Regions from separate parts of the Homo sapiens genome. Here region 1 is linked to region 2. Evidence: chromatin contacts called from ENCODE Hi-C or POLR2A ChIA-PET data. All regions are on one chromosome and are shown on one strand. Each heading gives the region's core, a stretch centred on a gene start or an enhancer-like site at or near the end of the contact. The rest is flanking DNA. Distances are from core to core; before and after follow the strand shown. Region 1 holds the start of CHN1 (chimerin 1). Region 2 overlaps CHN1 (chimerin 1).

Region 1 (6,123 bases), core at 1,917-4,416, 33 kb before region 2:
AACTTTAGATATAACAGCACTTTAAATATATTGAAGATTCAAATAAAAATGTCCTCTGTTTTATCCATAAACCAGTTAATTTAAAGATTTTAAAATATCACACAATGACAGATAAACCTAAAAGGGACATTAGAGATACCTTAGTACCATCCTTTCATTTTACAAAGGAGGAAGATAAGAACTAGAAACAGTAAAACATTTGTCTAAAAATCTGACAGCTAGTTAGTAACGAATAAACAAATCTGGCTCTTCTAAGCACTTGCATGTTAAGCACAAAATGAAATCATTGAATGAAAACATAAATATTTTGAGAAGTCAATTCATTCTTTGCCCTTCTTTTATAAACAATCTAAGTCACCACCCGTAATAATCACCTCCAAGCAGTTAACGCCCTTCCTTGCATTGACTCTGTAGCTGAAAGGCTGTGGCTTTATTTTCAGCTAAGTGAGAAAAGAAGCACATGCAATAGAATAGGAATAGCTCATTGAAAAAAATACGCTATTTTAAAAGCCAATACTATTTCCAAGACAGGCACTTTGATCAAGTATAGAGAGCATTTTGTTAGAGCATCAAACCATTTGGAAGTCAGTTGAAAGGAATGGCTCGTGGAAAGCAGGATGCTTTAAAGGGAAACATAGCAACATTCACACTGTTTTGTTCCAAATTGTACCTTAAAAACAGCTGTGTGTGTGTGTGTGTACGTGGGTGTGCGAGTAGAAAGGGGAGAGGAAAAGGATCTTCACTTGAGTTTAAGCAGGGTATTTCACTAGGATTCAGTTGTATTTGGCCAAACTAGTGAGTGGAAAGCTGGTCTAGTAACCAAAGGCCGGCTGTATGATGGGAGGGTAAATCTGAGTGCAGGGCAGCTCCTTTCTCTCTGTCTCACTCCCAGGACAACCCCTCAAGGGATGGAGAGAGCTACTAGCAAGCTGAGCTGCAGCACCAAAACCTTGATGCTCTAACAGAGCTTAACAAAGAGGAGAGAAAGGCATTGTTTCTCTTTTAGCATGATGGGACACATAGTTCTGAGTAGAAGGGCATGTTAATAAAAACTCTTTGAGACAAAATGCAACTTCCCAAACTCTATGCAGAATGGCTAAGGACAAAATACTCTCGTTATTTTGCTTCTAATACTAAACAGATTTTTCTTTTGAAATTCAAACCATGCAACCTCTAAATTGATGCGGGATGTGGGTAGGGAAGGTGGTCGGTGAGAACACCAGAAATCTAAGATTTTCCCATTGGTTCTGCTACTAAATAGGTGAACACATTTGGGAAAATCTTTTTACGGGGAACTCAATTTTTTTACCTATAAATCATGGGAGTTTTGGTCTTTTCCTATTCAAAATTCAATGGTTCTATTCTGAAGGAAAATATTTTCCTTTAAATTATAAAGGCAAAAACTTTCTGAGATTACAAAAAACACTTCCAGGGGCTCACCTAAGGTCCCTGAATAGCCCATAATCCCCTTGAAATTATGTGAAAAATTTCCGGTGAATGTGTGTATGTATGCAAGCACTTTTCTAAGAGGAGGGACAGTATTTTCATTAGAGCCTCAAAAGGAAATTTGGTCCAAAAATGTTGAAGACCACTAGTTGAAACAGTAAATGGAGTCTTCGGTTTCTGATTTATTTGGCTGCAGAGCAGATTAGCAGCAATCTTTATATGGTTATAAAATCTATCCCACAAAGCTTTCTTGAGTTTCTCATTTATTTTCATGAGCTGTGTGTTTGTAATTTTTTATGAGCAGAAAGGTTGTTCAAAATCAAGAGTCCATTTTCATGAAAGATTTTAAATTCTGGGGATTTTAAAGATGTATTTTGATTAGTGGCTAAAGAGAGCCATTTTACATCACAAAATTCCAAACATATAGCATCTTAAACACTTGCCCATTCATGTTGAATCATTTTAATATTTCTTTCTTCCTGAGTTAACTGACTTGAAACAAAAGGCTTGGCTCCTCCTTCCAACCTGCTTTTCTTCTGATGCTTAAGTCTGCTTTGAAATAATGATGGTGAATTAACTGTGGTTCCATTGGAAGTACTGTAGTAATCTCCCACTTTATCAGGATTCGATCTCTAAGATACATTAAATACAAGATATTTCTATAATATTCTTAAAGAATTATTTGAAAATGGGAGAGAAGACACTAGGGAACCTGAGGAACTAAGAGGAAAGACGCCTGTAGAAAGAAAGGAGAACCAAAGAGAAGATCTACATGATCAGATACCAAAATAGTATCAAATCCCTAAGCAGAGAAACAAGAAAAAAGAAGGAATTTCTTAAACAGGGAACACATATAGCAACTAGAGAAGAATGACTTTTTGAATACATTAAACGACAACGACGAAAAACATATAACCCAGCTTTTCAAGAACATCTTTTGGCTGACAATCTCAAGGCGTTGTATGGCTCCTCATGGCAGAGACAGAGGTGAGGAGACAACATCACAGAAAGGAGGACGTTGCCAGTGATTATCAGATAAATACAAGAAGCTCAGGGGAACAATCTTTTGTGGCAAATAAGTGCCAGTCAGTGACACATGCTGATTTTTTTTTCCTTGAGACAATATCAAAGAGGTATAATGTAAAGGGAAGAAAATCAGGTGTAAGCATTGGTCTTTTAACAAATTATCTTAGGTAATCTCAGATGCTTTTTAAGCGACTCCTTTTCCTAATGTGTGTCAATTTCATCAGAACTACTAGCAGCTCCTAAGTCCAAACGGAGAGGAATGCAGCTTTCAGTGCCTCTGTTCCTACCAGAGCCCTGCAGCTTCAGGTCACCGGCTCCAGCCACAGTGAGCCTGGAGGGCGCCAGGAGAAGAAATATGTTCTCACACGCACCAGGTCCCCAGATGACCCTGCCTGGGCGCTGCGTTCACTCAGCATCCTCCTGTGACTCTTCCTCTTTCGAGTAACAGCGTTTTTCTCCTCTCTGCGCCTCCTCAAATTCCATTCAAGAAAAAACCTGGGCTTTCAGCTAAAACGCACACCGGCCCCGCTCCATCCCGCTCCGGGCGGCCGCCTCCAGGGGGGCGCTGGTGGCTCCTCGCAGCCGCGGGAATGAGGGCGCACCCTCTTACCCCCGCGCGCGCCCGTTGCCATGGGAACGCACTCGACCGGGAAGCCCGAGGGAGAGGCGGGAGGCAGCGGCGCGGCCGAGCTCGTGGGAGACGCTATCGCAAGATGGCGTCTGCGAGGCCGCGGGATGCGGAGTGAGCGCGCCCCGCCGGGGGCTGTGCGAGGCTGCTGCTGCTCTCCCCGTCGCCGCCGCCGCCGCCGCCAGTGCGGCGCCGCCTCTCCGCCAGCCACTGCGCCGCGGCCAAGCCTCCTGCCTCGCAGGTACCTCCTCCCGCGCGCACGCTCCGCGCCTGATGGCAGCGACAAGTGCCGGCTCGCGGAGAGCTAGCGGGGCTCCCTGGGCCCGGTGCGCCCGACAATAACGCGTGAATAACTTTTTCTTGCAGCGGTCCCCCGCGTCCCGGCCTGCAGCCTCCCCGGGCGCCGGCGCCCCCAGCACGCCCCATCGGGCACCCCACTCTCTCCGAGGTGTGGGTGCGGCGGGCTGATGAGGTGATCCCTAGCCCGCCTGGGAGGAGCGCCTGGACTCGCGGGCGGCGGCGAGCGCCTTTACAATGGCCCTGACCCTGTTTGGTAAGTGCAGCCGTCTCCCCGCGCCGCCGCAGGTGGGCCGCGTCCCGGGGCTCGGGGGCGGGGGCCTGGGGGGCCTGGGCGCCCGGGGAGGGGGCGCGGCGCGTGGGGTCGGGGCGGGCCGGGGCCGCAGAGTTGGGGCGCCCGGGGCGCCGGCTTGCTCCCTCGCGCCTCTCCCATTGTTTCCTCTCCCGGCAGGGCCGATGGGCGTGTGCTCCCCTGGCCAATTCTCGGCTGGGAGGCTCAGAGGTCCTGGGTGTTTTGCAAACGCACAAAGATTCTCTAAGATGCCAACTTGGGAGTGAAGTTAACTGGTTGTTTTCAAACCTGCCTTTCCCGTCGGTAAATAAATCCTTGGAAAGTTTATTTATTTTGAACGAGGTATCTGTGAGTCCCCAGCCTCCTTGGAATTGCCAAATGCATGTGTTGCTTCCTGTTGGACTATTGGGGAATTTTTTTTTTGGACTCAGTATATTCCGTTGGAAATAAGTATGATTTGTGAACTGAATATGGGTTAAAATTGAAAATGTTTGCACTAACGAATGAGAGCAGACAGAATAAAGTTGGTTACCAGAAGATAACTGTAATCTCAGGAGACTGAGTATTCATTAAGAATGAAATGTTATTTTTGTGGTGTAATTACTGCAGCACTGTTGCTTTTGGTGGTTAAGACTTCAAGCTGTTTTTTTCTCAGTCTGCAATGACAATGGGTTGGGAAAAAGGACTGAAAAGATACATTCTTTCCTTTTACAAAACGACTATGGTACATACGTACCTGACTTTAAGAAAACTCAATATGTGAACATTAGACGTTCAAAGTATTCAGCTTTTTTGAAGAAGCAAAGTACAATGATATGTAATTGATAGCTACGAGAACAGCCTAAGTAAGTTATTCACAATATCAAGTTTCCAGTTCAGTTTTAATTATGTCATTTGATCAAACACGTTAGAGGTGTTACATACCTCAAATGCTTTTTGAGGTAAATACTTCCCAGTGAATTAAGCTGCTAGAATCAAAGTGTTACTTTTATTTAACTATCTTATTTTATAAATTAAACTTAGACCCAGAGAGGTTGTTTCCCAAAGTCACATGGCTCTTTTGTGGCAAAACTGAGCCTAGAATTCACTTCACCAGGCTTCAGTCTGGGACTGTGTTTACTGTGCCCAAGTGCATTACTAGAAGTGCCATTTCTTACTTGGTGATGATCCTCCATAGGTACTTTAAAAAAGTGTCTTCTTTTTCTGAAAAATAATAAAATTCTCGCTGTTTCTCAGTACCTTGTATCTAAGCATTATTTAATAGCAGCATTTTCCTTAAATGTGGACCTTTTTGGTACAAACATTTTCTTTCCTAAAGAGATATTTGGCATTTTCAAGGTGTGGTTTCAGAAGTAAGGTTTACAAGTCAACTTTTCAAATACTCGCATTCCTGACGAATAAAAAAGATAAATTGGGGTGAAAAATGCTCTTTTAAAAGGATTTCTAAATTCTAAATCTTTAACCACTGTGGTGAAGATGAGGAAGGGAAAAGCATGGAATGTGGCCTATAGAAGAAAGTATAAGAAATCACTCCCAGCCTTCAAAATGAATAATGTATCTTTAAAATTTTAAAGTCTACTTATGGGAAAATAGAATTCACTTCCCAAAATCCAGTTTGTTACAGTGTGAACGTTTCTGTGTTATAAAACAAAGCACTCTTGAGTGCAGAGGCTATTTGTTAAGTAGTGATAGAGCAGCAGCTGTTTTTAAAAGTGGTTGTACACCACTCATCAGTCATCTGGGATGTCTATTAAAAATGTAGATTCTTTTGCCCAAAGACATGGGGGAAGGGGATTTTAAAGTGACTCCCTTTGTGATTCTTATGCTCACTCAAGTTTGAGAACTGTTGTATTCAAGATAAATGCTAGGAGATTGGGTCAAACTCGCCCAATACAAAATAGCTTTTTGTGTATGTTGAGAGATGTACCTAAGGGTTAGAAGAAATGGATTTTATTTTAGATTTTACTACCTTTAACTAGTTGGTCTTAGTCAGAAGTGCCTCATGTCCCTTCATATTTACTCTTAATGACCAACTTAGAACAGAAGAGCAATGGAGCAATAAAGTTCTGTGAGATGGTAGTGAAAAGAGTTAGAGGCAGGGACCTAACCAGATCAACAGGATTTGTCAGAGCTCAGCAGAGTTTATACCTGAGGCTCCCCAGAGTAACGACTGCCAGGGCCCTATCTTTTGTATCTTGGTTGATTAGTTAGTGCAGTCCAGCAGTAGAGTCTAGACTAGTTATTTGCTTTGTGTTTTACATTTTCTTTCCATTCAGGCTTTTTATAAATTTAAGAAATGTTCTTTTTATAGGGAGTTGGTGACTTAGTTTTAAAAAGTGGAGCCTCTAACATTACCTGATTTTGTATTTGCATACATTTAATTTTTTTCACCTGTTAAGTATATTATAGGAACTCGAATACTTGTTAAATTAAG
Region 2 (5,919 bases), core at 1,548-4,047:
AAAGAACCATTTCCCCCCAGTAGATGTCCCTTTTAGAGGAAGTACTTGCATTTATACTATAAATACATATTTTTAAATTGTTAGTTTAGCTTAATTATGATTGTGTCAGCTTTTTGCTACTGAGCAGTAGAGGAATAAAATAGTGAAGTTAATAATATGCAGTTGTTTGCCACCAGGGGTTTTCTTAGAAATTCTTATGCTTTCAGAAAATGTTACATTTAGCAGTAAAATACATACATTATTTTCCTTGTCTGTTAGGCAAGATTGCTACAACAGTTAACTCCAGTGGTCAGTGTAGCTTGTGTCGATTTGTTCTGTGTGTGTGTGTGTGTGTGTGTGTGTGTGTGTGTGTGTATTAATTATTTCTTATGGCCTGTTTGCAGAAAATCAGAACTTAAAGTTACAGGCATATATACTGAGAACTCAAGTTTTCTGAAATTATTTCATATATGTTATATGTGCATGAAGGAAACCAATCTCATGGTTGTGTGTTTATTAATGATATGAACAAAAGTATATGACTCTTACCTTTATTTTATTTACCTTTATTATTACCCTTATTTTTGAACATTTTATTGGTGCTGGGAAAACATTTACTACTAGCATATTTGCCTTGACTTTGAAGAGTAGGCCAATATTTAAAAATTTATGAGAAAACAATTTGATCTAATTGTCACTTGTGAACAGTAAAAATTCATTTTTTTGTTATATTATGGGAATTTGAAAAGTCTTATTAGAGATAAATAATTCTCTCTTGCAGACTGGTAAAAGCACATGAAAATGTTTTTTCATTGCTGTCATTTGTCTGTGCTTGATGTGGGTTTGAATCAGATAACTTTTTCATTTTCCAGTGACAATGACCTTTTGCTTTTCAATTCCTAGTATTCAGCATCCTTGCGGGCATTCCAACAGTGTTAGTGCAGTAAAGCATGCAGACGATATTTTCAACAAAATGCTTGTTCACAGCTGCGTGACATAAATCACTCAGTCTGCTTTTTGAATAACAAATAATATTGCTTATTAGAAATCCACATCAAGTCTGGAGTTAAAAGAAGACTCTATTTGAATATTTTAAAACAAACCGATTATCCACCTTTCCATTTTAGTAAACCTATTGGACTGTAACATTTCATATGTGAAGTATGTTTGGCATTGTCACGGTATTTTGAGTCCTGAAGTGGAAATGGGAAAAAAAGAAGTAATATTTTCTAAATAAGGGCATTTTGGAAAATTCTTTAAAGTATGATATCTTGAGACCTCTAGGTATTCTGTTTACATATGTTCATATAAGAGATACCTTGTAGTACTTTAATTCACATATTTCTTCATATAGCTTTCTAGTTACATCTATATTTCTTTCCCTGGAAATTTCCTTAATGTCAGATACTTCAGGAATAAAGGTAAAAGGTTTTTTGATGGTAATAATAATAACAATAACAATAGCTAATATTCATTTGTCCAATTGACGTGCCCTGGGTCAGACTCACAATTAGTAAGTGCTGGTAGAGACAGGTTTCCAGACTTCCAGGGCCCACACTTCTCACCGCTGTCCTGCACTGCCAAAGCTGGCAGCACAAAGTGGGGTGGGTCCACATCGTCAGTCCTGAAACTCACATCAACCTGGCTGAAAATGTGTAACTTCTCTTCCTCCTGAGCACCCAGAAGTGAAGTGCCCAGGCATCCTTCATCTTTTGCTTGCTTTTGCTGCTGCTTCTTCATCACTTTGTCTTCTCTTGTTTTGCTTGTGCATAGAAAATATCCCAGAACTTACTTTCAGTCATTAGCTTCCCTGGCCTTGAAGTATATTTTGTCACCTCCTGCCTAGGTTTCTGCCCTTCCTGAAAAAACCGTGTTTTGTGAATGGGCTTCCAGCAGCCTGAGTTGGTCTACTGATATCATCAGGAAGATTTACAGTGCTCTGTGGCATCTAAAACACTGAATAACTGTGCTTATTATGTATGTTTTCTGTTTCATGATCTGGCAAAATGTTGTCATGATAGTTCTGCATATCATATGTTGAAGCATGGGTTATAGTAGGAAGGAGGCATGCAGATTGCACAGTAGCCCATTCAACTGTGGAAGATACCAGAGAGCATAATCATTGTTATCCAGCATTCTCTTTCTAACTCTTAGACTTTTACTGTGATGACCCAGTGTGGAAGAATTTGTGGTTGAACAACTGAAGAGTTCAAGGCAAAAATAGTGTTAGGGTGATCCTGGGTCACTAGTAAAGCTATGAAAGCTTTAATTTTCTTTTTATATTTGATATAAAATGAGGATAGAACACTAGAAAAAGAGAATATCAGTGATTATATTAGGAACTTTTCAGGATCTCCCTCATTTAAAATTTGGAGAATATGTTTATTAGTTCACTTTTTCTGTGGATGCAGATATTATGCATACTAAGGGGTTATATTTTCTATTTCTGATCTTCCTTATGCATAGCTGAGTCAGAATTTGTTAAACATTCTCTCTGATAAGGTTATGTAGTATAATTCCTTACGTGATAACGCTTAGCCTTGGCACTGAATCAACCTGACTTTATGGCCACCCTCCCTCCCTCCTAATAGAGTGAGTGAGGAGGACAGTTCCAAGATCTCACTTTACTTTCTTTGCTCCAACTTCCATTGTCTGAATGCTGCATAGCTCAAACTACGACTACTGCTCTGCCACCCACTTCACCTTCTTTTTTTCTTCCCAATCCTAGATCACTCATTTATTAATCATCCCCAACAAAGTGATTCATAGACTAAATATTACAGGAAGTGTAAATTCCAAGATTTTAGAAAGTCTGTCTGCATATTCTAGCAGGAATGTTTAGCTTAGGGGAATTTGAAATTGGGTTAGGGATTACTGTTCTTGACCTTACAGGACTCCTTCTTGAGATGCAGACAGTAAGTGCCTGTCTTGTCACTAAGCTTATTGGAGTGATGAAGCATCAGGATATCACCCTGCCGTGGGTCAGAGAGAAGATATTTCTTGGACTTGATGGTTTGAGTGAGATGACAACTCTTTTTGGACACGGGAACCAGAGAACATCCTAAACATTTCATTGAAGGTTATACTCAAGCTTGAGCTACAAGGAAACCAGTAGCAGCAAGGAGAAGACTTTAATAGCATCGTGAATGAACCTGACCATAAGGGATACCAGCTTGTTGTCCTGGAAGCTGGGCTTGAAGCCAGATACCTCAGGGTTATTATTGTTCATTGTTTAGCCTAGTGATAGTTGTCGGGCCCTTGTGGACTGCACTTGAAGTATTTCCTCAGGCATCTGCATCTGCCTCTGAGAAGGTGACCTGGTCTTTCTCCTGCTCATATGAGCTTGCTTAGGTTATCTCCCTTCAATCCCCAATTCATTTGGCTTTGTATTTTGGCTTCTTCTTATTGCCTTGATAATTTTAGATGTAGTCACCTAGGATGACACTGTTTGCCTTGTTTCTAACTTAGCATTCCTTTATTATACTATCAATTTTGGTCAGGAGTATGAGATCTGGAGGCACATGATCTTGGTTCAAGGACTGGCTCTGCTCCTTGTGACTTTAAATAGGTGCCTTGATCCCTCTCAATTACTTGTTTTCTCATGCATAAAATGGTACTAGTAATAATACCTTATAACATTGTTTTGAGACATAAATAAGTATAAAAACATTTAACAAAAGACTGGCACATTGTAAGTGTTCAGTGCAACATAATTTACTATTGTGTTCTAGTTATTGTTTTAGGCCAGTGGTTTTCAAACTTTTAAATCTCAGGATCCATTTATATTCTACAACATTGAGAATCCTAAGGTGCATTTGTTATGTGGGTTATATGTGTTGCTATTTACTGAATTTGAAATTAAAATTGAGAAGTTTTTAAAAATTATCAATTAAAAAATAAACTCCTTACATGTTAACATAAATAACACATTTTATGAAAAATGACTTTTTTTTTAAGAGACGGAGTCACGCTCTGTCACCCAGGCTGGAGTGCAGTGGCACGATCTCGGCTCACTGCAAGCTCCGCCTCCCGGGTTCATGCCATTCTCCTGCCTCAGCCTCCCGAGTAGCTGGGACTACAGGCACCCACCACCATGCTCGGCTTATTTTTTGTATTTTTAGTAGAGACGGGGTTTCACCGTGTTAGCCAGGATGGTCTCAATCTCCTGACCTTGTGATCCACCCACCTCAGCCTCCCAAAGTGCTGGGATTACAGGCTTGAGCCACCACGCCCAGTCGAAAAATGACTATATTTTTAAATGTAGTAAGAAGAGTCATTCTTTTACATTTTTATAAACTCTTTAATGTCTGGCTTAGGAGAGAGCTAGATTCTCTATTTGCAGTCAGCTTTTGAAATATATTGTTTTGTTTGGGATATATGAAGAAAATCTGGCCTTATACAGATATATAGTTGGAAAAAAGGGCAGTGTTTTAATAATCTTTTCAAATAGTTATAGATATCTTTCTTTGATACTACACTAACACTTGACAAGTGGTAGTTTTTTAAAGGTCAATTGCAATGTAGACTTTGAAACCATATCAATGACATTTTTACTCTCGTACATTATGATCTCCTGTTCTATCTTGTATTTGACTGGATCTTTTGCCCACACATGATACTGTATTATCCTACGTTTGTCATTTCAAAAATATTCATTGATTTATGTAAATCTTGTGAATGTTAACACATTTCATTATGCAATATATCTTAGAATCATGTTCTTTAATATCACCATCGATCTCATGGGAAAAATCTTTAAATATTAACAAACTGTCAAGCTCATGGTGGTGGATACAAGTTTCCTTGAATTCTTATTTCCACTTGAAAGCTTGAATTTTTGTGACTGGCAGTAAATACAGTTAGTTATTTTTGTTGGAGTCGCAAGCTTACTTTGCTTATTCTGGAGTAAATACCTGTTAAATACCCAAGTCTGATTAGTCATAGTTTGTGAGTCCTTCTTTCAAGTGAAATGACTATTATGAAAATGGAGCTAGTTCAGCTCACAACCCCAATGACCTCAGATGTGCTTTTCTTCAAGACAACCATCATACTTGGTATACAACAACAGATGGTGCTTTATGCACACTTCTCACTTTTTTTTAACAGAATGACCAAAAGAAGTGTACTCAAGGATCAAAATTTAACAAAACCAATACTTTAAAACTGCTTCATCAAGGGCTTTCTTAGGTTAAACGATTTTTCTTTTTACTGTGAGTGTGTACTGGTGAAGTACAGTGACAGCCTAATTGCCACTGCTTTGTTTTACCCAGCATAGCTTTTGTACCACCAGTACAAATGTCAGTGTAGTGAAAAAGGCAAAATCCTTCTTAAGATTACTATTAAAATAGTTTGGGTTTTGTGGACCTCTCCTGAAAGGGTCTTAGTGACCCACAAGTGTTTACAGACCACACTGACAATTACTGTTCTAGGCAGTAAGAACACAGCAGTGTGACAACAGATGACAAAAAAATCCTGCCCTCATCGAGCTTACCTTCTGGTGTAGAGAGACAAACAACAATATAAAATTGATAAAATATGTAGTATTTTAGATAGCAAGAAGTACTAAGTAGAAAAAAAAAAGAGTATGAAGTGTCAGGGGGTTTTGAACTTTTTAAATGACAAGGAAGGCTTCACTAAGTCAAGAACTGAAGTAGGTGACGGAGCAAACTATAGAGACACCTGGGCAGGAAGATTCTAGACCGAAGAAACAGCTAGGTGGAAGTGTGTCTTATATGTCTGATGAATGGCAGAGGAACAAAGAGGCTGGAGAAGAGTGAGTGAGAGGAAGTGAAGTAGATGAACTCGGGGGCTTAGTGGGGACAGGTCACCCAAGGTCTTGTAGGTCAGTGTTTCTGAAAAATTGGTGTGCGTGCACATGACTTGGTCTTGTGAAAATGCAGATTCTGATTTGTAGTTGGGAGTTGGGTTCTGCACTTCTGC

The links. A loop is a pair of places that touch in the nucleus more often than their neighbours do. ChIA-PET counts read pairs that join two places held with the same protein, here RNA polymerase II (POLR2A). Pooled maps may share reads with other maps.
Region 1: POLR2A ChIA-PET joins it to region 2 with 14 read pairs in Panc1. The contact joins the promoter of CHN1 here to the enhancer-like site in region 2. A Hi-C loop is called at or near these places in 1 of 168 maps with a recorded cell type or tissue (endothelial cell of umbilical vein) and 1 of 50 pooled maps. POLR2A ChIA-PET finds 5 or more read pairs at or near these places in 8 of 52 experiments (BJ, Caco-2, H1 and 5 more).

What each region holds. Positions count from the first base shown.
Region 1 is chr2:175,002,424-175,008,546 of GRCh38, reverse strand. CHN1 (chimerin 1) reads left to right here and starts at 3,166. Exons shown (of 13, transcript NM_001822.7): 1 at 3,166-3,653. The coding sequence starts at 3,635. RefSeq lists a silencer at 3,406-3,465 and an enhancer at 3,450-3,996.
Region 2 is chr2:174,969,334-174,975,252 of GRCh38, reverse strand. All of the region lies in intron 1 of CHN1 (chimerin 1), which reads left to right. Among named protein-coding and RNA genes, the nearest start is that of CHN1, 33 kb to the left of the region's middle. Within about 2 kb of position 2,797, at least 5 of the 41 ENCODE cell types and tissues checked have a DNase peak (open chromatin) inside an H3K27ac peak, as active enhancers do; they include PC-3 and endothelial cell of umbilical vein, where a contact is called at or near this core.